Regions from separate parts of the Mus musculus genome. Here all the other regions are linked to region 2. Evidence: chromatin loops called from intact Hi-C (ENCODE). Cell type or tissue: left cerebral cortex. All regions are shown on one strand. Region 1 holds the start of Gm39423 (a long non-coding RNA gene). Region 2 holds the start of Nme6 (NME/NM23 nucleoside diphosphate kinase 6). Region 3 overlaps Ccdc51 (coiled-coil domain containing 51). Region 4 overlaps Pfkfb4 (6-phosphofructo-2-kinase/fructose-2,6-biphosphatase 4).

Region 1 (5,000 bases), 710 kb before region 2:
TGGCTCACCTGGGGCCCGGCCAGTTTCAATATAGACTGTTTGTAATACAGTTTGCTCAGTCTCTCCCCCTTTTCACTCTCACTTTGCAAAGGTATGCCCTCATTGTTTCCCACAAAGTGTGATAGTGTGCTAAGGTCCCACGTTTCTCATCCCCCCGCCACTTTAAACGCTGGGTGACTGTCCAGATGATTAGATACGTATGAATCCCAGCGCTCGGGAGGCAGAGGCAGAGGCAGGCGGATTTCTGAGTTTGAGGCCAGCCTGGTCTACAGAGTGAGTTCCAGGACAGCTGGGGCTACACAGAGAAAAAACAAAAAAACAAAACAAAAAAAATTCTTTATGAGACAGGGATTCTATTTCTCCCTGGCTGGCCTGAAGCTTGCTGTGTAGACCAGCCTGACACTGAACTCACAGCGCTCTGTCTCCTGAGCTTTGGAACTAAAGGTGTGCGTCACCACACCCAGCACACTGTATAGTGTTTTTTTTTTTTTTTAAAGGAAGGAAATATATATTAAGGTTTGTTTATTTTATGTGAGTACAGTGTCTTCAGACACACCCAAAGAAGGTTGGATCCCATTACAGATGGTTGTGAGCCACCATGTGGTTGCTGGGAATTGAACTCAGGACCTCTGGAAGAGCAGCCAGTGCTCGGAACCGCTGAGCTGACTCTCCAGCCCTCATTGTTGTTTTAAATGGAAGAAGGGTGTCTGTGGCTGTTACAGCTGTGCTATGCTGATTAGCTCTGCGATCGCTTTGGAAGACACTTGGAACCCTGGCAATGGGCAACAACACCCTAGGGGCCTGCTGACTGAGGCTCAGAGGGACTGGGCTACCCTGGGGCACAGCACGGCAGAGGTCTGTCTTGTCTTCTGTTGGCAGTAAGGCCTACAGTATCTGCATTGCCAGGCTCCTGTAGGATAACACGGTAAAAAGCACACATGCAAACAAACCACCTCGGCCACCTAAAGCACGGGTCCACGGCTTCATCCCTTTTCAGAGACCCTGTCTCAAACATACAGGGCCGGAAAGACAGCTCAGTGGCTAGAAAGCATTTGCTCCTCCATGGGACCTGAGTTCAGTTCTCAGGCACCCGCATCTAGTGGCTCACAACTGTAATTCCATTTCTGGGGCATGTGATGCCTTCTGGCCTCTGTGGGCACTTGACTCCTGTATACCTACTCTCCCGTGCTACGAATGTACGTGATTACAAGTCTATACAAATTCTTAAATCTATATGTAGACTTTTCAAGAAAGGGTCTCTGCTGGCTTTTACAGTAATCTTCCTGCTTCAGCCTCTCAAATGCTGAGATTACAGCTCCATGCCACCAGGCCTAGCTGGATCTGTTTCCTGCTCAGCAGTTAAGAGCACTGGATATTCTTACAAAGGATCCATGTTTTATTCCCATCACACATATGATACACATCTACGTGTGATAGTTCTACTATGTGATAGTTCACAACTATGTACCACTCCAAGCCCAGGAGATCCAATATGCTCTTTGGGCCTCTGTGGCACATACATGATGCACACACATGAAGGCAAAACATTAATTTTTGTTTGTTTCTGTTTTTTGAGACAGGGTTTCTCTGTGTAGCCCTGGCTGTCCTGGAACTTGCCACATAAACCAGCCTGGCCTCAAACTCACATATCTACCTGCCTCTGCCTCCTCAGTGCTGAGATCAAAGGCACAAGCACTGCTCAGCTCATTAACTTGTAAAAAGTTTTCTGTCCTTGCTAGGCACGGTGGTGCCCACCTGTAATCTGAGTACCTGGGAGGCCAGGGTGGGAGGATCACTGGAAGTTCAAGGCCAGCTTGGTCTACACAGTGAATTCCAGGCCCCCAAGGGTAAAGAGAGAGAATTTCTCAACAAAATCTTAAGGATGATAGATTATGAAGGGTATCAGTGTGATGTTTGAAAGGAAATGTCTTGGCTGCAAGTGCAAGGATTATCCAGCTGACCTGTTCCTGTGACTATGTATTCCAGAGAATCTGCCAGTACAGGGATGCACTGTCCTCCTGCTGGTGCCTGGCTGCTTCTTTTTTTTTTTTTTTTTTTAATTAGGTATTTATTTCATTTACATTTCCAATGTTATCCCAAAAGTCCCTCACACGCTCCCCTACCCACTCCCCCACCCACCCACCCACTCCCACTTCTTGGCCCTGGCGTTCCCCTATACTGAGGTATATAAAGTTTGCATGACCAATGGGCCTCTTTTTCCACTGATGGCTGACTAGGCTATTTTCTGATACATATGCAGCTAGAGACACGAGCTCCGGGGGGCGAGGGGTTGGGGGGTGGCGGGGGGTACTGGTTAGTTCATATTGTTGTTCCACCTATAGGGTTGCAGATCCCTTTAGCTCCTTGGTTACTTTCTCTAGCTCCTCCATTGGGGGCCCTGTGGTCCATCCAATAGCTGACTGTGAGCATCCACTTCTGTGTTTGCTAGGCCCCGGCATTTTCACAAGAGACAGCTATATCTAGGTCCTTTCAGCAAAATCTTGCTAGTGTATGCAATGGTGTCAGCGTTTGGAAGCTGATTATGGGATGGATCCCTGGATATGGCAGTCTCTAGATGGTCCATCCTTTTGTCTCAGCTCCAAACTTTGTCTCTGTAACTCCTTCCATGGGTGTTTTGTTCCCAATTCTAAGAAGGGGCAAAGTGTCCACACTTTGGTCTTCATTCTTGAGTTTCATGTGTTTAGCAAATTGTATCTTATATCTTGGTGCCTGGCTTCTTACTGCCATCTTCTGGCCACAGTGTGGAACTAATGCTCCTGAAATCAAAAGGATTTACCTATCTCCCGACATATTTTGAGTCCCCCTCACCCATATTAGGACTACAACTATCTAACTCCAGCTTCTGGAGATGTGAGGCCTCTGGCCTCTGTGAGCACCTGATGCAGACACATCTATGCATAATTGAAAAATATAATGGACTGTAGTGCTGAAGCTTAGCTCTCAAATCTGGGTTGAGCGTGAGCTACATTTAAAGACAGAAAATGATAGTGTAACAGTGAGTGACTAGTAGGAAAACCATTGTAGGTGTTCCCAACAGTGCTGGTAATTGCAAAGTGTTGTAAGGGTGGGAGTTTTCCAGAGGCCAGTTGCCTGCAAGACAGGCCACAGTTCGTAGAGCCGGCAGTACTTACTATGGCTGTAGGGGTCAGGGAAGCTGACACCCTGCCCTCAGCTCAGGCTTGTGATTTGGTAGATCAGTGGTGCCAGGTGACCTTGCTGCCACAGTGAGCATTTGCACCAGGAGGATTGAGACCTCTCTTATGGAGCCTTATTCACCCCAGGCTTGACAGCCGACTCCCTAGACACAAGGCCCAAGCCCTGGATCGCAGAGTGACCAGAGCCCTGCAATGGTAGGAGACCTGGATTCCAATTCCACTCCCCTGAGTGGCTGGGTGTCTTCAGGGAAGACAGACATCATTCTGGCACACAGCAGGGGCCATTCTTGTTGGCTGTTACATCTTAAGCTGGCATCTGGAAAGATATAATGGGAAAACAGGAAGTACTGGGTTGGCCCAGGTCCAGGCAGGGCTCTGATGCCGTATACCAGGAACGAGGAGGTTGTCCAGAGCCCTACTTAACAGATGACGGGCATTAGGGAAGCCAGTGGGTGGGATATGAATTAGAGCTGTCATCACTCCAGATCTCAACGTTTCAGAGATGGAGCTGCTCCACCAGCCTTGAGCTTGATGGGACAAGGGCAGGCAGCTGGGATGCTGGAAGACTGCCACTGAAGGAGGGATGGCACCTAGGCACTGCACCTTAGGAGGGAGGTGGCTAAGAGAAGGGGATGCTGGGAAATAACGACCCAGGCTGCTCTTCCCACTGGCCAGACTTTCAGTTTTTCTCTTTCAATATTTCCTGTAAGCGCCAGTGTTGGAAAGTCTTCCTGTCATCAAGGTCAGCTCTACAATACCAAGGAGGGTGGAAAGCAAATGGTGCAACAACCTGAGCACCTACTATGCTCCCTCTCACACCCACCCATAAGTGTCTAGCAGGATTTCTATGCAAGGCCATGGTTCCAGCCATAGCAAGAATTGGCTCCAAGCATCCTGGCTTCCAGGTCCCTCCCTTCCCCTCATCCCTGGCTCTTGGGAGGAGCCACGCATTGTACCAGGAGAACCGGGGACATTTCAGCTTTCAGGCTAGTAGTGACTCAATGCCATCTCTCCAGGTTGGGATCCAAGTGCAACACCAAGCTTCAGGCTGTGGAAGACAAGTTCTCCGTCTATAGCTTCATATCAGGGCCAAAGAATTCAGTCAGAACATGGCATAGACTCTCCAGAGATGCAAAAGCCAGCATACCTGCATGCCTCACACCCATGGAGGTACATGTCCCATGCAGAGTGACACTTCCTCCCAGTCCAGCCCAAGTTCCTCTTTGTGTTCAAATGTAATGGCACATGTATGTGTGATGTGGGCATGCAGGCTTGGGTCACACAGAAACTCTGCCCATGGAGGAAGGGTGCCCTGGTCGAAAGCACCATCGACTAAGAGCATAAAAAGTGGGCTTTCACTCTGCAGTGGCCACACTGAGAGAACAGACTTCTCACTGTCTGCTTCCTCTCATATAAGTCATTTCCTAACTACTCACCAGAGAAGTCACCTTAGGAAAGCTGTTGGATGAGCGGGGCCCTGCTGACCTGCTGGCTCTCCATGCCCAGAGGCCAGGCCTGCTGGGTGATCCACTCCACACAGGGTTCTTGGAAGATGAGGAGAAGGCAAAGGGAAGAGAGCAGAAGCTGTAAGTTCCACACTGGCCCCTCCTAAGGTGGAAGGTGGTGATGGAAGGGCAGAAACTGGGAGCCATAGGACCTGGGTCCTTGGTGAAACTCAGTGTCCCTATAACAAACTACATATGGAGCTCTTCTGCCATTAGGCCTCTATATCGTAAGCTTATTTTAAAACCAAAACAGAACATTAAAATCCAGTCTCTCTCTTCTCTGCCTCCTCTCTCTGTCTCTGTCTTTCCCTCTCCCTCT
Region 2 (5,000 bases):
ACTGTAAGTCACCATAACAAATTCCTTTACTATACTGAGACTATCCGTAAGTTCTGTAACTCTAGAGAACCCTGACTAATGCAGTATTGAAGTAACAGAATTAGAAGGCAGGTATATTTGGTTACCACATTAAGCTACAGTTTCTAGTAGCACCTTAGATTATCGATAGACCTAACTATTTGACCTCCACCTACTGGCCACTCCTTTTTGTTTTTTGTTGTTGTTGTTGGGGGTGGGTGAGGGTGTTTGTTTTGACAGGGTCTTATTATGTAGATCTGGCTGACCTGGAACTCACACTGTAGACCAAGCTGGCCTCAAACTCACAGAGAGCCACCTGCCTCTGCCTCTGGAGTCCTGGGATTAACAGTGAGTGACTCTATTGTGCCTGGTTCTTCGTTAGTTTTTTGTTTGTTTGTTTGTTTGTTTGTTTTTGGTTTTTTGTGGATGCAGCAAACTTTATTGATGGTATTCAAGAGAGTAGGGAGGGCTCCCTAGGCCCCTCCTGTTATGGGGGGCTGGGGTGGAAATCATGAGGGAGATGCTCAGTGTTGGGGGCCGAGTTGGTATAGGGACTCCTCAGCAACCGAGGGCCTCTCTCTTGCTCTCAGTGTCCTTGCTGGGGTGGGTGGTCCAGGGTTTCTTACTCCTTGGAGGTCATGTAGGCCATGAGGTCCACCACCCTGTTGCTGTAGCCATATTCATTGTCATACCAGGAAATAAGCTTGACAAATTTGTCATTGAAAGCAATGCCAGCCCTGGCATCGAAGGTGGAGAGTGGGAGTTGCTGTTGAAGTCGCAGGAGACAACCTGGTCCTCAGTGTAGCCCAAGATGCCCTTCAGTGGGCCCTCAGATGTCTGCTTCACCACCTTCTTGATGTCATCATACTTGGCAGGTTTCTCCAGGTGGCACATCATATCCACAACGGACACACTGGGGGTAGGAACACAGAAGGCCATGCCAGTGAGCTTCCCGTTCAGCTCTGGGATGACCTTGCCCACAGCTTTGGCAGCACCAGTGGATGCAGGAATGATGTTCTGGGCAGCCCCACGGCCATCATGCCACAGCTTTCCAGAAGGGCCATCCACGGTCTTCTGAGTGGCAGTGATGGCACAGACCGTGGTCATGAGTCCTTCCACGATGCCAAAGTTGTCATGGATGACTTTGGCCAGGGGGGCTAAGCAGTTGGTGGTACAGGATGCATTGCTGACAATCTTGAGTGAGTTGTCATATTTCTCGTGGTTCACACCCATCATAAACATGGGGGTATCGGCAGAAGGGGCGGAGATGATGACCCTTTTGGCTCCACCCTTCAAGTGGGCCCCGGCCTTCTCCATGGTGGTGAAGACACCAGTAGACTCCACTACATACTCAGCACCGGCCTCACCCCATTTGATGTTAGCGGGGTCTCACTCCTAGAAGATGATGATGGGCTTCCCCGTTGATGACAAGCTTCCCATTCTCGGCCTTGACTGTGCCGTTGAATTTGCCGTGGGTGGAGTCAGGCTGGAACATGTAGACCATGTAGTTGAGGTCAATGAAGGGGTTGTTGATGGCAACAACCTCTACTTTGCCATGTGGAGAGCAGAAGGCAGCCGTGGTGACCAGGCGCCCAATATAGCTAAATCCGTTCACACAAACCTTCACCATTTTGTCTACCGGATGAGGCTGGCACTGCCCAAGAAGATGCAGCTGTCTCTGGAACAGGGAGGAGCAGAGAGCCTCTTCGTTAGTTCTTAACAACAGTTCCAAATAAACCTCTACATCCTCCTTTACATCTGCCCTTTGATTATGCTGGCTTGTTGTTGAGAATGGTTGAAACACATGTAAACTATGCAACCAGTCTTCCACTGTGTGTGTTGTATGTGCATGCAGAAGCCACATAGGCAGAAGGAAAACTGAGCTCATGGGAGGTCTCTTATACTCCAGAGGTATGTTAATGAGGATGAACTATAGAAAGTAAACTTGGGGGGCTGGTGAGATGGCTCAGTGGGTAAGAGCACTGACTGCTCTTCCAAAGGTCCTGAGTTCAAATCCCAGCAACCACATGGTGGCTCACAACCATCCGTAATGAGATCTGACACCCTCTTCTGGTACGTCTGAAGACAGCTACAGTGTACCTGAGCGAGCGAAGTGGACCAGAGCAAGTGGGGCTGATCAGAGTGAGCAAAGGTCCTAAAAATTCAGTTCCCAACAACCACATGAAGGCTCACAACCATCTGTACAGCTACAGTGCACCCATATACATAAAATAAATAATAATATTATTAAAAAAAAAAAAAAAAAGAAAGTAAGTAAACTTGGGCATGGCCGGCCTGGGAAGTAAAATTAAAACAAGATGCCTGACTGCAGGTATATAGTAAGGTTATTCTCATCCCGTGAAAGCAGAAATGAACTCATGCCTTCACCAGCAGGACAGGCAGACAGACAAAAAATGAACTTTCAGACTGGAGAGATGGCTCAGTGTTTAAGAGCACTCACTGATCTTGCAGAGAAGGTGGGTTCGATACCAGAACCCACACAATGGTTCAAAACATCTGTAACTTCAGTTCCAGCTGACAGCCCTTTCTGGCCTCTACTGGCACCAGTCACCCTGGTGCTGTACCCAGACATACCTACAGGCAAAACATCATAATAAATGGATTTTCACACTAGAGAGATAGCTCAGTGGTTAAGGGTACGGCACAGACTGCTCTTCATGGGAACCTGGGTTATATTCCCAATACCCAGGTCTAAGCTCACAGCCATCAGGTTCCAGAGGATCCAGCGCCCTCTCCTGGTTTCATAGGCACAAGGAACGCACGTGAAACATACATGCGCAGGCAGAATACGCTTACACGTAAAAAATTTTTAAATTAAAGCCTTTAAAAAAAATAAAGAAATGGACTTTCCTGAGGAAGATACGCTGTGTAAACAAGCTGCCGGCGCCGCAACAGATCTCTCTAGCCCACCAGGCGTGCAGCGCCAGACTGCAGGATCCGGAGGGCTGCCCTGCCGCGTGCCTGAAGGACCCCAAAGGACCCGTGGGCTATCTTGCTCAGTGCCTGGTGACCAGGAGGATTGGCGGGAGTACCAGGTGAACCCAGAACCCGGGCTCGCTTTGGAGACCGAATAACTGAGTCTGGTGTGGGCTTCGGCCTGTAGTAGAGAAGCCCAGGTTGTTCGGTTGTGTCCTAGAATACGAGGGCAATAGGAGGGTTGGGAGCCAAGACTTAGGGGGCGGCTGGGGAGGGAGGGAGACGAGTAGGAGGTGTGGCTGCAGAAGTGGAGTTGACGGGCCAGCGACCACGTGACTAGCGTGGGCGCTAAAGTAGTGGCTTCCTCAGTTGGCCAGGCAACTTGTAAAACGTGTAAATGTCTGATCGGTTGACAAAGTCAAGCCAGTTTCTTTGCTTGGCAGCACTTTCTTGTAAACCAATAACTAAGACAGCCCTAACCTAACTGGAACCACACCCTCTCTACAGATCGCCGGTCCTCCCAGGAGACCCCTTAGCAGCCTGGCCTTGGAATGGCTAGATCAGGTTCATGCACTGATTCATCCAGCTAAGATCTGTGGAAATCCAGGTATGTACTAGGCACCCTGCGGAGGGACTGAGGTGAAGATGGTGAGCAAAGCGGACTTGTGCTTTCATGAAGCTGTCCTTTATGTGGACTATGTAACCGAAGGAAGCATTGAGAAAGTATGACTGCAGACGTGAGCCGAGTGCAAATGGGCAAGTGGGAGATAAGCAGGGAGTGGAACTTGGGGGCTGGGGGGAGAGGATGGGAACACGTCCTTACACGAAGATAGTCAGGCCAGAAAGGCATGGGACTGAAAACACCTATGACACTGGAGCAGAAGAAGTAAGGTGCACCACATGAACCCAGAGGAGTGCCCAGGGACAGAAGTGCCAAAAAGGGCAGGTTAACGTCCCAGAGTCTGTGTGAGGACCTTTGTCTTCAAAAATCAGAATATCCTTTGGAGGGTTAAAGAGGAGTCTATATGATTAGCTTTCATTCCAGTAGCTGTAATGTTCTTTAGCACAGATTTGCAGAGTGGCGAGAGTAAAGTTTAGACACCATCACAGAGGGTGTCACAGAAGTCCAAGACAAAGGGGTAATGGTAATTATAAGGAAAAGATTTGTATGGACTTTTTTTTTCTGGTTTTGGTTTTTCGAGACAGGGTTTCTCTGTGTAGCCCTGGCTGTCCTGGAACTCACTCTGTAGACCAGGCTGGCCTCGAACTTAGAAGTCCACCTGCCTCTGCCTCCCAAGTGCTGGGATTAAAGGCGTGCTCCACCACTGCCCAACTTGTATGGACGTTTTTGTCCTTACAAATTTGTAGAGGTGAGATTCTCAGAACTTGGTAATAGTGTGGAGAGTGAGGAACTGGGAGTCTCAAGGACATCCCCATGGCCACTGTGCCATGTGACCATCTAGAATATTATTAGGTTAAATGGGTGTGCTGTTCCCGTACTGGTTAGGTGAGGCTTGGCTCCATAGTTAAAATGGAACATCCAGTGTAAGCTGTAAAGAAGATTTGAGCAGAAGAAACATTAGCATAGTTTCTTTGTTTTGCTCTTAACCCTGGTACAACTACCATGGCTGCTAAGCTATATTCAGGCTAAAAATAATGAGAATGTTACCTGATTGTGCCCAGTGTGTGGCCCTGGACACCTTCTCTGTATTTGTAGACAGATAGAAATGATAAATACATATGCATGACATATAATGGTAGATAAGAAGTGGTGTGTGGCCATGAAGCTTTATTATTATCCTTCCAATTCTACAGTGGATAGAAGATGGCTAGAAAATAGGACCTCACAAGTAGAGGCAGTCAAGTCCACCGGTGGTGGCACAGCCTTTAATCCTAGTGCTCAAAGGAGACAGAAGCAAGCAGATTTCTGAGTTCGAGGCCAGCCTGGTCTACAGAGTGAGTCCCAGGGCAGCCAGGGCTACACAGAGAAACCCTCTCTTGAAAAACCAAGGGAGGTGCTGGTGAGATGGCTCAGTGGATAAGAG
Region 3 (5,000 bases), 740 kb before region 2:
TGTATATGGTCCTAAGCTTTGTGAATGGGACTTGAGTTCAGGTGGAGCGGCAGTTTAGAACCAGTATTGCCAAGATTCCCTCTGCTACAGCTCTCAGCTTGAGCCCACTTTGACCTGAAGGTGTGTGCTTGTCCATCCAGCTTTGTTTTCCAAAAGATCGAGAGAGTTCCACTGTGGAGGAGAAGCCTGGGATGCTTGGGGTAAATCTGTGCATGAGGAAGCCCCCTCACACCTGTGTCTGTTTACACCGTATCCATCTCATATGATCCCGTTAATCTGTGTATAAAGAAACTCTCAAAATTATCCCGCCATCCTGGTTACCACCTGTGAGAAGTTTCATGACTTGAAACTAAGAAAAGAAATTCCAACAATAGTTTGAGGAAGCCCTTTTGTGTTCTCCCGGCCCTTCCTCTTTCTATCCCAGCTCCCGTTGCTTTCGCTTGTTGTCCACCAGGTGTCTCTCTGATCAGTTCCTTCAGGCTTAATGCCTTTTGACCAGAGAAAGTTGCCAGATTTTTCTGGGATTCTGGGTAACTTGGCCCTTCCCTCAGGATTCTGAGCCCCTTCTGTTCTTGGGCCAGGCAGTGCCCGACTCTGGGTACTCCTTGTCCTGTGCAGGTCAGAGGAAGTAGGCATTGTTAAGCAGGGCTGAAAGGGAGCAGAGGAGCCTGACCTGCTGAGTGGCTGGGGCCGAGGTGGGAAATGTGAGACAGGGACTTGGGAGCCTGAAATGTCAGGTGGAGAACAGAGGGATGGTGTGATGTGAACCTAAGAAAAGCACTCTACAGCGTGGAAGACAGGTTTCTTCCTCCCTCCCCTGGATTCGTTCTTTCAGAGGAGAGCTAGTGGCAGCCTCAGGGAGCCTGGGAGTTAGGTGTGAGGATCTTTTATAGGAATGACTCTGGAAGTTAGCTTTCCCTCACTCATCCTTAATTCCCTCATTTCCGAGGAGTTGTGTGTGTCTGTGTGTGTGTCTCTCTGTCTCTGTGTGTGTGTGTGTGTGTGTGTGTGTGTGCCTTCTGTGTGTGTTTGCAGTAATGGGGATTGAACCTATGAGCATAAGCATGCCGGGCAAGTGCTCTGACACTGAGCTATGCTCCCTGGCCCTTAAAAAGGTTTTTACTTCTTGCCGTTGTCATAGTTACTTTGTTGTTGTTGTTTAAGACAAGGTTTCACTCCCTAGCCCTGACTGGCCTGCAGCTTGCTGTATAGGTTCTGCTGTTCTGATCAGTCCTCCTGCACCAACCTTCCAAGTGGCTGGAGTTACAAACCTGTACCACCAGCTCACGGAGCCTCTGTGAATTTTTTTGGTCTTCGTGGGCAACTCAGGTTTGAGGATTTCTCTCTGGCATTTGCAGAAAAAGCAAGCACCAAGTTTCTCCTCTAGGTCCCGTCGGAGAGGCCTAGGAGATTGTGGGGTGCAGTCAGGGCAGCTGATCTGTATGGCATCGTAGGAGGAAAGGGAAGACATGACACCCAGATGAGCTTTGCCACGACTGTTCCCCTGTCCCCCAAACCCATGGGAAAGCCTGGCCTTCCTCTTGCTACAGGGGCAGAAATCCGTCTGTTTAGCTTGGGCTTTGAGACCTGACTTGTGTCTAGCCTTTCTCAGGAGCTAATCTGTCTGGTGTCCTCCTCACAGTTCTTGCCATGACAGGGTGCAGCCCCGTGTTCGCAATGCAGCACGTGGTGGGTGTACCCCGTATACTGGTACGGAGAACCTTCCTTGGGACGGACGTCACCATGACAAGGACTCTGTGCAGTCCAGGTCCCAGAGAGAAGCGACCGGAAGCCGCAGCCTTAGGGCTCTTTCACCGCCTCCCGGAATTGGGAAGAACACTGAGCCACACCGTTCGCCATCAAGCAGCCTCTACTGCCAAGGCTTGGTGGGACAGATATGAAGAGTTTGTGGGACTCAATGAAGTTCGGGAGGCCCAGGGAAACGTGACAGAGGTGAGGAGGGAGCCAGGGTGGCTGGCTTTGCCTTCTGATTTGGGAAATATGGCTTGGACTCCTAACAAAAAACATTCCCAGCTACATGTGTGAAGGCAGCTGGGAAACTGTGGACACGTTTGTGTTTGTTTGTTTGTTTGTTTGAGACAGGGTCTTTTGTATTCCAGGCTGATCTTCCTGTGTCCACCTCCTGAGTGTTGGGATTATAGGTGTGGGTTACCATAACTAGTCTTTTTTTTCTCCTTAGACAGTTTTGTCCTGAAGTCCAGACGTGCCTGAAATTCAGAATATCTTCTAGCCTGGCTCTTAGCTCGTGATCTTCTCCCCCTCAGTGCTGAGATTATAGGCATGGGTCACCACACCTGGCCCAGACTTGCCTTTTCTTAAACAAACATCCTTGGTAGGAATATCTCCTTCTATCTCCTGTGGAGATCTGGAGCTGTACTGGAGTGAAGGTCTCTGTAATTATACCCTCTGCTCTCTGCGAAAATACTCAAGTACTGAAAAGTCCCTGGCTAATGACTGCCCTGTGTATTAGGCCAGCAAAATTGCCTTCTGTGGACGGTTTTGCCTTAAGGTGCTAAGGCAAAGGGCACTGGGAAACATCATCTTGAGAGGTGGACCGAGCTGCCTGTGGTCTTCAAGCCTTTGGTGGCGGCAGAAATGCACTTTGTCACCGGTCTGCATTCGGTTACAGAACAGTGTGGCAAGGTTGGAAAAGAGCAGGGGTTTGGCTGGGGATCCGAGGTACATGGTTGTCTCTTCTCCTCGGAGAAGATTCGTACCCGGGGGGGCTTGGCTGAGTTGAAATTCCCAGGGCCGTAAGCTAGAGGCGGTAGTAGTGACTCGATGGTGGCATTGGAGGCCCCAGTCATACACCGGGTTCCTCGTGGTGGTTCCCGTCAGACAGGAGGGGGCTGGATCTAGCGGACAAAGATTGTGTCACTGTTTGCTTTGCAAGTTTCTCAGGAGCGTGTTATTTCTGCTTGAATGAATAAATCCAGTGCTTCACGTGGGTGTGGCCACATGTCGAACATGCCAGAGTGAGCTGGGATTAGCGTTTGAGTTTCTGCCTCTCACAGTGACACCCCAGTGACCCCCTGCTCAACTGTTGCCTCGTTAGCCCGTGGAACTGAGCCCAACAGAGTGGGGTTGGACAGAGAAGGCTGATCCCTCTGACGTCCTCTCTGCAGGCGGAGAAAGTGTTCATGGTGGCTCGTGGGCTTGTTCGAGAAGCTCGGGAGGGTTTGGAAGCTCAGCAGACTAAGCTGAAGGAGGTGAGGGACCGCTTGGACCGAGTCTCCAGGGAGGACAACCAGTACCTGGAGCTGGCCACTTTGGAGCACAGGATGCTACAGGTGGGTCCCCCAGGAAGCAGCCCTCACTGACCTGCACAAGCCCCTTGTATGGCAGGGTACGGAGCGGGTAACCCTGACTGTTGGTCAGAGGTCTTGGAGGAGGTAAATCCGAAAATTTTATGGTGGTCTTAGGCCCAGGCTTCCAGAGCCTGTTTGTTTGCCCTTTCCCTAGTACTAGGCTGAACAGTGCAGCAAAGTACTATCTGACACCCACCCCATTGAAGAGAGGATGGGGGTATTGGCTCAGGGAATACCAGCTGCTTATTTTCCTATAGACGTGCTCTGCATGACTGCCCGGGGGAAAGAGCACATGGCTACCACACACACACACACACACACACACACACACACACACACACACACCGCTCTGCTCCCACACCAACAGGTATATTCTGTCTTCATGCAGCAGGTGTTTGTAGAGCCTGTGGCAGGGGAGTGTCCTCTGCCCCCGTGGCTGTAGTCACAAGGCTCCTTGCCGATGATGGTCTGATACCACTTTGTTCCCACAGGAAGAGAAGAGGCTCCGAATAGCATACCTGCGTGCAGAAGACTCAGAGCGAGAGAAGTTCTCTCTCTTCTCTGCAGCTGTGCGGGAGAGTCATGAGAAAGAGCGTACAAGGGCTGAGAGGACCAAGAACTGGTCCCTTATTGGGTCAGTTCTAGGAGCTCTGATAGGTGTGGCCGGTTCCACCTATGTTAACCGCGTCCGGCTACAGGAGCTGAAGGCCTTACTCCTGGAAGCACAGAAAGGTCCTGCGAGTCTCCAGGAGGCCATCCGTGAACAGGCTTCTAGCTATTCCCTCCAACAGAAAGACCTCCAGGACCTTATGATGGATCTGAGGGGCCTGGTGCACGCCGAGCAGGGCCAGGGCTCCGGGTCACCAACAGGTTCTTCTACCAGAGGAAAAGACATAGATGGCCTTTCAGCCACCATGAAAGAGCAGCTCCGTCATTCCAGGCAGGTCTATTCCTGCCTAGAGGGTTTACGAGAGCAGCTTGATGGCCTGGAAAAGACTTGCAGTCAAATGGCTGGGGTGCTTCAGCTGGCACAGGCTCCAGCACATCCAGGCACGGTGGGGCCGGTGGATGGGGCCCTGCCCAGCTCCTTGCTGGAACACGGGAGTGTGATCTTGGCCCTGTCAGAGATGGAGCAGAGGCTAGAAGCCCAGGCTAACAGGAACACTGTCTCTAGCACACTGGTCACCTGTGTGACCTTCCTGGCCACATTGCCTCTGCTCTACATGCTGTTCAAGACCAGTTAACCCTGGGGACCTTCTTCAAAGGGACCGAAGGGTGACTGTCGCTTTTGTTGGTGATATAATGAATCTTGAGGTACACACAACCTCAGCCTGACTCTGAATGCCATCTGAGGGGCTCACCATCTGAGATATATTTTATTTTGTAGGTAGTACCTATTTACATTAATTATCGAAGTTTTGTGCAAATGTCCAATTAAAATATCTAAGAATTTGTATTATTTAAAAGGTAGTTATATCAGACTCAGTTTTATCATTGATTTCAGAAGTCTGGGACTTGAAGTTTAGCCTGGAGTGGGGGCTCACCCCCTTTAGTTCCTTTCTCATCTCCTAGTGGTCCTAGCTCAGGACTATGTTGGATGAAGTTAGCCCTGGATTCTCACTTAGAATGTCCTGACACTGTTGCCCTCTGCTTGTTGGGCCTTCCTGTGTG
Region 4 (5,000 bases), 830 kb before region 2:
GGGCAAGACCTACATTTCTAAGAAGCTGACGCGGTACCTCAACTGGATTGGCGTGCCTACTCGGGGTGAGGCTCCAAGGGGATCATGGGAGGACTGTGGAGGCAGGGAAAGAGAGAAGCCAGCCTGGGTGGTGGTCAGGACCCAGGGAAGAGTCCTGGGCAGGGATTGGTAGGGTTCCTGACCTGTCTCTCCTCCCCCCCAGAATTCAACGTTGGTCAGTATCGCCGGGACATAGTCAAGACGTACAAATCTTTTGAGTTTTTCCTCCCAGACAATGAAGAAGGCCTGAAAATCAGGAAGTAAGTGTGGTGAGGGTGGGGGAGGAGTGAGGGTGGGGCATTGCCCTAGAGAAGGCTTGGTTAAGTTACAACCCATTTGCTAAGAAGTTCCTCCTCTCTCAAACTCTGAATGCTCCTGAGCTGCAGTTACTCAGTGCAGTGACTGCCTGCTGGGGCTGGCTCGGTGCCGGGGCTGGCTCGATGCTGTGTGACAGGGCCTGGAACCTCAGAGCCGAGTCCTGCTGCCATCTCTGGAATGCTAGGATTAAAGTGTGTGCCACCATGCCCAGCTGTAGGTCTGGCTTCTTAACCTCTCAGGTTGTAGAGAGTTTGGCATATAATGGGTTTAGGGAGAAATTGTGTGTAGCCTCCTGATGGCTGTCCCTTCCCTGCCCCAGTGTTAAGGACCTTTGGTAAGGACATTCTATGGGAAGGAAGGGGCTTCAGGGAAAGGCGAGGCTTACCCAGGACGTGTCTGGGACCATCGCATGACATGGAGGTCCTGTTTGTCTACTCCAGGCTACCCTAGAAGATGCATATTATTATTTCTTTTCTGTCCCAAGATGGGCACTCTCACCAGTACTGGAGTATGTTTGTCCTATGCTTGGCATGTTCTTGGCATGTGCTTGGCATGTTCTTGGCATGTGCCAGCCAGGCCTTGGGTTTAGTCTAACATGGCTTGGATGCTGTGGAATGAGTAGTTGACACTCACGATCTCTGTCCCCCTCCCAATTAAGGCGTAATGTTTTGAAGAGTGATGAAATGTCCTTATTGGAAGGGCTGGTGGGATGCTCGTAGAGTTGTGTCCTGCTGGGCATGACTGTGCATACTTTTCATCCTATCACTTGGGAGACAGATGCAGACAGATCTCTCTGAGTTCAGGGACAGCCTGGTCTGTATAGTGAGTTCCAGATAGCCAGGGCTACATAGTGAGACCCGTCTCTAAATAACAACAGAAATAAGCCTTGTTCTATCTTCATGTCTGCTGCTGTGGTAAGACACTAGACAAAAGCATAAGAGAGAGCATAGGGGAGAAAGGTGGGTTTGGTTTACTGGTTCAGACTGCAGTCCACCGAGAGAGGTCAAGGCGGGACTCAGAAGCAGCTGGTCACACCCGCAGCTCAAAACAGAGAGGTGATAAGTGTGTGCCTGCCTGCCTGCCCAGCTTGCTCTTCACTCTTAAATACGGTTCAGGGACCAGGTCACCATAGGGTGTCACCCACATGGTCAAGGCAGGTTTTCCCACTTCAGTTAACCTAATAAAAAAAAAAGAAGAAGAAAAAAGAAATCAAAGGTTGGAGAGATGGCTCAGTGGATAAGAACACTGCTCTACCACAGGACCTAGGTTCAATTCCCAGCACCCACACAGCAGCTCATAACTGTCTGTAAGTCCAGTTCTAGGGGACCTGAAACCCTCACACAGACTTAAAATACAAACAAAACACTAGTGCACATAAAAATAAATATTTTTTTAAAATCCCTCATAGACATGCCCACAGGCCCACCTGATGCGGACAGTTTGTCATGGAGAGTTTTTCCAGGTGACTCTAAGGCTGTGTCAGCTTGACAGTCACTTACCACCACAAGCCCCTTGTCAGCTGTGGTGGCAGACTTGCCTCTGCATCTTGGTAGGACAGTAGTAGTGACTTTCTCAAATCAAGTCCAGCCTCGCAGTTCTGACCTGGAGCTGTGCACTAGGCTACTACCTATTCTCCCTATGGCCACCAGGGGGCAGGCGCACCCCACTGTGTACTTAAATCTGCTTCCTCTGCTCTTGAGTCATAGGGGTGAGACAGGGAAATCACCCAGAAGGGGTCTGACATTTAGGTAAGACTGGAGGCTAGGAGATGTATTGATGTTTGGATCTACTGCATGCTTGGTGGCTGATATCCGTTGTCCCCATTTTATAGGCAAGGAAACTGAGGCTCACAAAGTCCAAGAGTCTCATATACTCTGTACAGGTTTCTTCACATTTGAAGTAACTGTTGAGTTTGGAGGTCCGTGCCTACAGTGCCAGCAGTTAGGGGGTGAAGGCAGGAGGGTCAGGTTTAAGGTTAGCAATCCATTACATACTTCAAGGCCAGCTTGGGCAGCATGAGGCCATGTCTGAAAAGACCCAAAACCAATCAATTAAACAAAACAACAACAACAACAACTTCCCATCATCCACTCACCTAAATATCTCATGGCTAATAGGTCAACATCTCAGGTGCAAAATCTAAAGCATTGCCAAGGCGTAGGCCCCGTTTGCTCAGTGGTGGTGCCTTCCCAGGTGTGCATCTGAGCTTAGGATGGGTTAACACTGTTTGGGGCCATTCAGTCTGAATTAGAGGAGTAGCGTGTGGGGATGTAGTGTTTGTGGTGTCGGTATCCCCAGCTGCCAGCGGTTTCCCTGGGGCTCCTGAGAGGCCAGCATGTGGGGAGTAATTCAGATGAGAAACCCAGACAGAGAGGTGGGAGGAACTAACCCGAGGTCACCTGCAGGGACACAGGAGCCTCTGGCAGAGGATGGGACAGACAGTCCTGTTGTTTTTGTTCTACACCTAAAGCCTGAATCTAGCCACTGGGCCACAGGGCCAATTTCCACGGACCATCCCAGTTTTTCTTCTAAGGAGTTGGAAAAAAAAAAAGGACCAGAAGTAGTTTTTATTTTGCTCTGGCTTTTCCTTTGTTGTTGTTTGCAGTACCAGGGATTGAACCAGGGCCTTTTTGATAGATTGGCTTCACCTTCAGGCCAGGCAGAAGGAATTTTTGTTCTGTTTTGTTTTGAGATCGATGCCACACAGGAGCTCAGGCTGGCCTTGAACCTACTACATAGCCACGAATGACTTTGAACTTCCGACTCTCTTGTCTCCACCTTCCAAGCGCTGGGATTACAGGCATTTGCCACGGGGGTGGGGGCGGGGAGCACACCAGAAGTCTTAAAAATGGGAAGTCTGAGAAGGAGAAGAAAGGGGCGATTTTCTATCCGCACACCCACTGTCGAGGTCTCAAAAGCTACATAACATTCAAATATACAAAATCACGTAAGACAAAGGTGTAAACAAGTTTGTGCTGGCTCATATATGCATCTATACAGGCACATGTATGTACACACACCCCACCAGGCACATTCCTATCCTGTTTTCTTACCGTACATGAGCTCCCTGTGTATACCATGGACATATAACCTCATGCGTATACTTTATATGCACATATCTACATACACATGAGACTATATACCATATGCGCACATGGGCATGTTCACATACATGCACAACCCCTGAGCACATATGGCCACACTGTCTGTGAGAGTGTGTACGCACACGTGGGAATCTTCACTTGGGCTCATTTTTGAGGGTGTGATACTGAGTCGTACACACGTGCTCAGCCTTTGTTTACATCTGCACACCAAGCACACTTGGACCCTAAGACTCCCTTCAGGTTTGCCGACTTCCCAGGACTCACGGCTAAGGTCCACTACAGCAAACTGACAGAAAGGGAAGGCTCATGGCGTGAAGTCCACAGGAACCAGCATGGAAGCTGTCTCCTTGGAGTCCCACAGGATCTCTCAGTTCATCCAGCAAGAGTCCAGGGGGCTCTCACACACGCCGGCACACTTGCAAACCCATACATGGGTACAGTACATTCATGCCCACACAGAGACATGCAAGCACAAGTGTATGTGTACACTCATACATGAGTGTGCACGCAGGCCCCTAAGATGTTCTCCTGGCATTTTCTTTGAGGCCCTGGGATTCCTCCTCCACAGTAGATCCACAGTCAGAACAGCTGCCAAGCTTAGCCCAGAACATACTGACCTGCAGGCTGGTCGGAAAATGGGCCAGCAGTGCTCGTTTTCTAGACGCAGAATTCAGACATTTTGGCAAAACACTTTTTTAAAAAATGTTTTTTATCCTTTATTTTATATGTGTGAGTGTTGTGACTTCATGTGCTCTACATACATGCCTGGTGTCCTCTGAGGTCAGAAGAGAGTGCTGGATTCCCTCAACTGGAGTTATGGTGCTTGTGAGCGGCCATGTGGGTGCTGGAATTGAACCTGGGTCCTCTGAAAGAGCATCCAGTGCTCTTAACCACTAAGCCATCACTCTAGCCCCTTAAAAACATTTTTTTAAAGATTAAATTTTTCTTTCATTTTATTATTTTTGTGTGTTTCTTCTGCATGTGTGTATCTGCCTGCCATGCCCTCAAAAACCAGAAGAGGGAGCCAGAGTCCACAGAATTGGATGTGGGTGCTGGGTTTTGAACCTGGTTCTCTGGAACATTAGCCAGAACCATTCTGAACCATTGAGCCATTTCTCTATCCCCTTAAGATTTGCTTTAATGTCCGTCCATCTGTCCATCTGTCTGTCCTTCTGTCTGTCTATTTTTGTTTTTCAAGATAGGATTTCTCTGTGTAACAGCCATGGCTGTACTTTGTAGACCAATTCACAAAGATCCACCTTCCTCCTCTTCCCAAGTGCAGGGATTTAAGGCGTGTGCTGCCATCACTCCCTGGCTTTCTTTTAACTTTTAAATATCTTTGTGTGTGTGTGTGTGTGTGTGTGTGTGTGTGCGCGCGCGCGCGCGCCGTATACATACAAGTACTACAGAGATCTCTGGCATTAGAGTTGCTTAGTTTTGCACTGTCTGATGGGTGCTGGGGACTGAACTCATGTCCTCTAAAAGCTCCACAGTTGCCATGAACCACTGAGCTGTCTCTCTACAACTCCCAGAGGAAAG

Evidence for each region. Peaks named below come from ENCODE experiments on the same cell type or tissue, not always from the same donor. Only the 100,000 strongest peaks of a DNase experiment are listed, where the experiment ranks them.
Region 1: a loop joins it to region 2, with 2.3 times the contacts of the local background. A loop is called at or near these places in 3 of 42 quality-filtered maps.
Region 3: a loop joins it to region 2, with 2.9 times the contacts of the local background. A loop is called at or near these places in 6 of 42 quality-filtered maps.
Region 4: a loop joins it to region 2, with 4 times the contacts of the local background. A loop is called at or near these places in 6 of 42 quality-filtered maps.

The regions. Positions count from the first base shown.
Region 1 is chr9:109,119,982-109,124,981 of GRCm38, forward strand. It overlaps Gm39423 (a long non-coding RNA gene), which reads left to right and starts at 2,656. Exons shown (of 2, transcript XR_871266.1): 1 at 2,656-4,346; 2 at 4,616-5,000. In left cerebral cortex, a CTCF peak has its summit at 2,756 (motif pointing left); a DNase peak (open chromatin) is centred at 2,753.
Region 2 is chr9:109,829,734-109,834,733 of GRCm38, forward strand. Nme6 (NME/NM23 nucleoside diphosphate kinase 6) reads left to right here and starts at 3,061. Exons shown (of 7, transcript NM_018757.1): 1 at 3,061-3,074; 2 at 3,463-3,562. It also overlaps the pseudogene 3000002C10Rik. In left cerebral cortex, a CTCF peak has its summit at 2,792 (motif pointing left); DNase peaks (open chromatin) are centred at 2,809, 2,984 and 3,230; H3K4me3 peaks cover 1,536 bases; H3K27ac peaks cover 1,310 bases.
Region 3 is chr9:109,087,695-109,092,694 of GRCm38, forward strand. It overlaps Ccdc51 (coiled-coil domain containing 51), which reads left to right. Exons shown (of 4, transcript NM_025689.4): 2 at 1,643-1,953; 3 at 3,147-3,311; 4 at 3,821-5,000. The coding sequence starts at 1,651. The coding sequence ends at 4,573. Among named protein-coding and RNA genes, the nearest start is that of Plxnb1, 5.2 kb to the right of the region's middle. In left cerebral cortex, a CTCF peak has its summit at 464 (motif pointing right); DNase peaks (open chromatin) are centred at 512 and 2,942; H3K27ac peaks cover 281 bases.
Region 4 is chr9:108,998,911-109,003,910 of GRCm38, forward strand. It overlaps Pfkfb4 (6-phosphofructo-2-kinase/fructose-2,6-biphosphatase 4), which reads left to right. Exons shown (of 14, transcript NM_173019.5): 2 at 1-65; 3 at 203-299. Among named protein-coding and RNA genes, the nearest start is that of Pfkfb4, 9.5 kb to the left of the region's middle. In left cerebral cortex, CTCF peaks have their summits at 1,990 (motif pointing right) and 4,473 (motif pointing right); DNase peaks (open chromatin) are centred at 2,018 and 4,482; H3K27ac peaks cover 302 bases.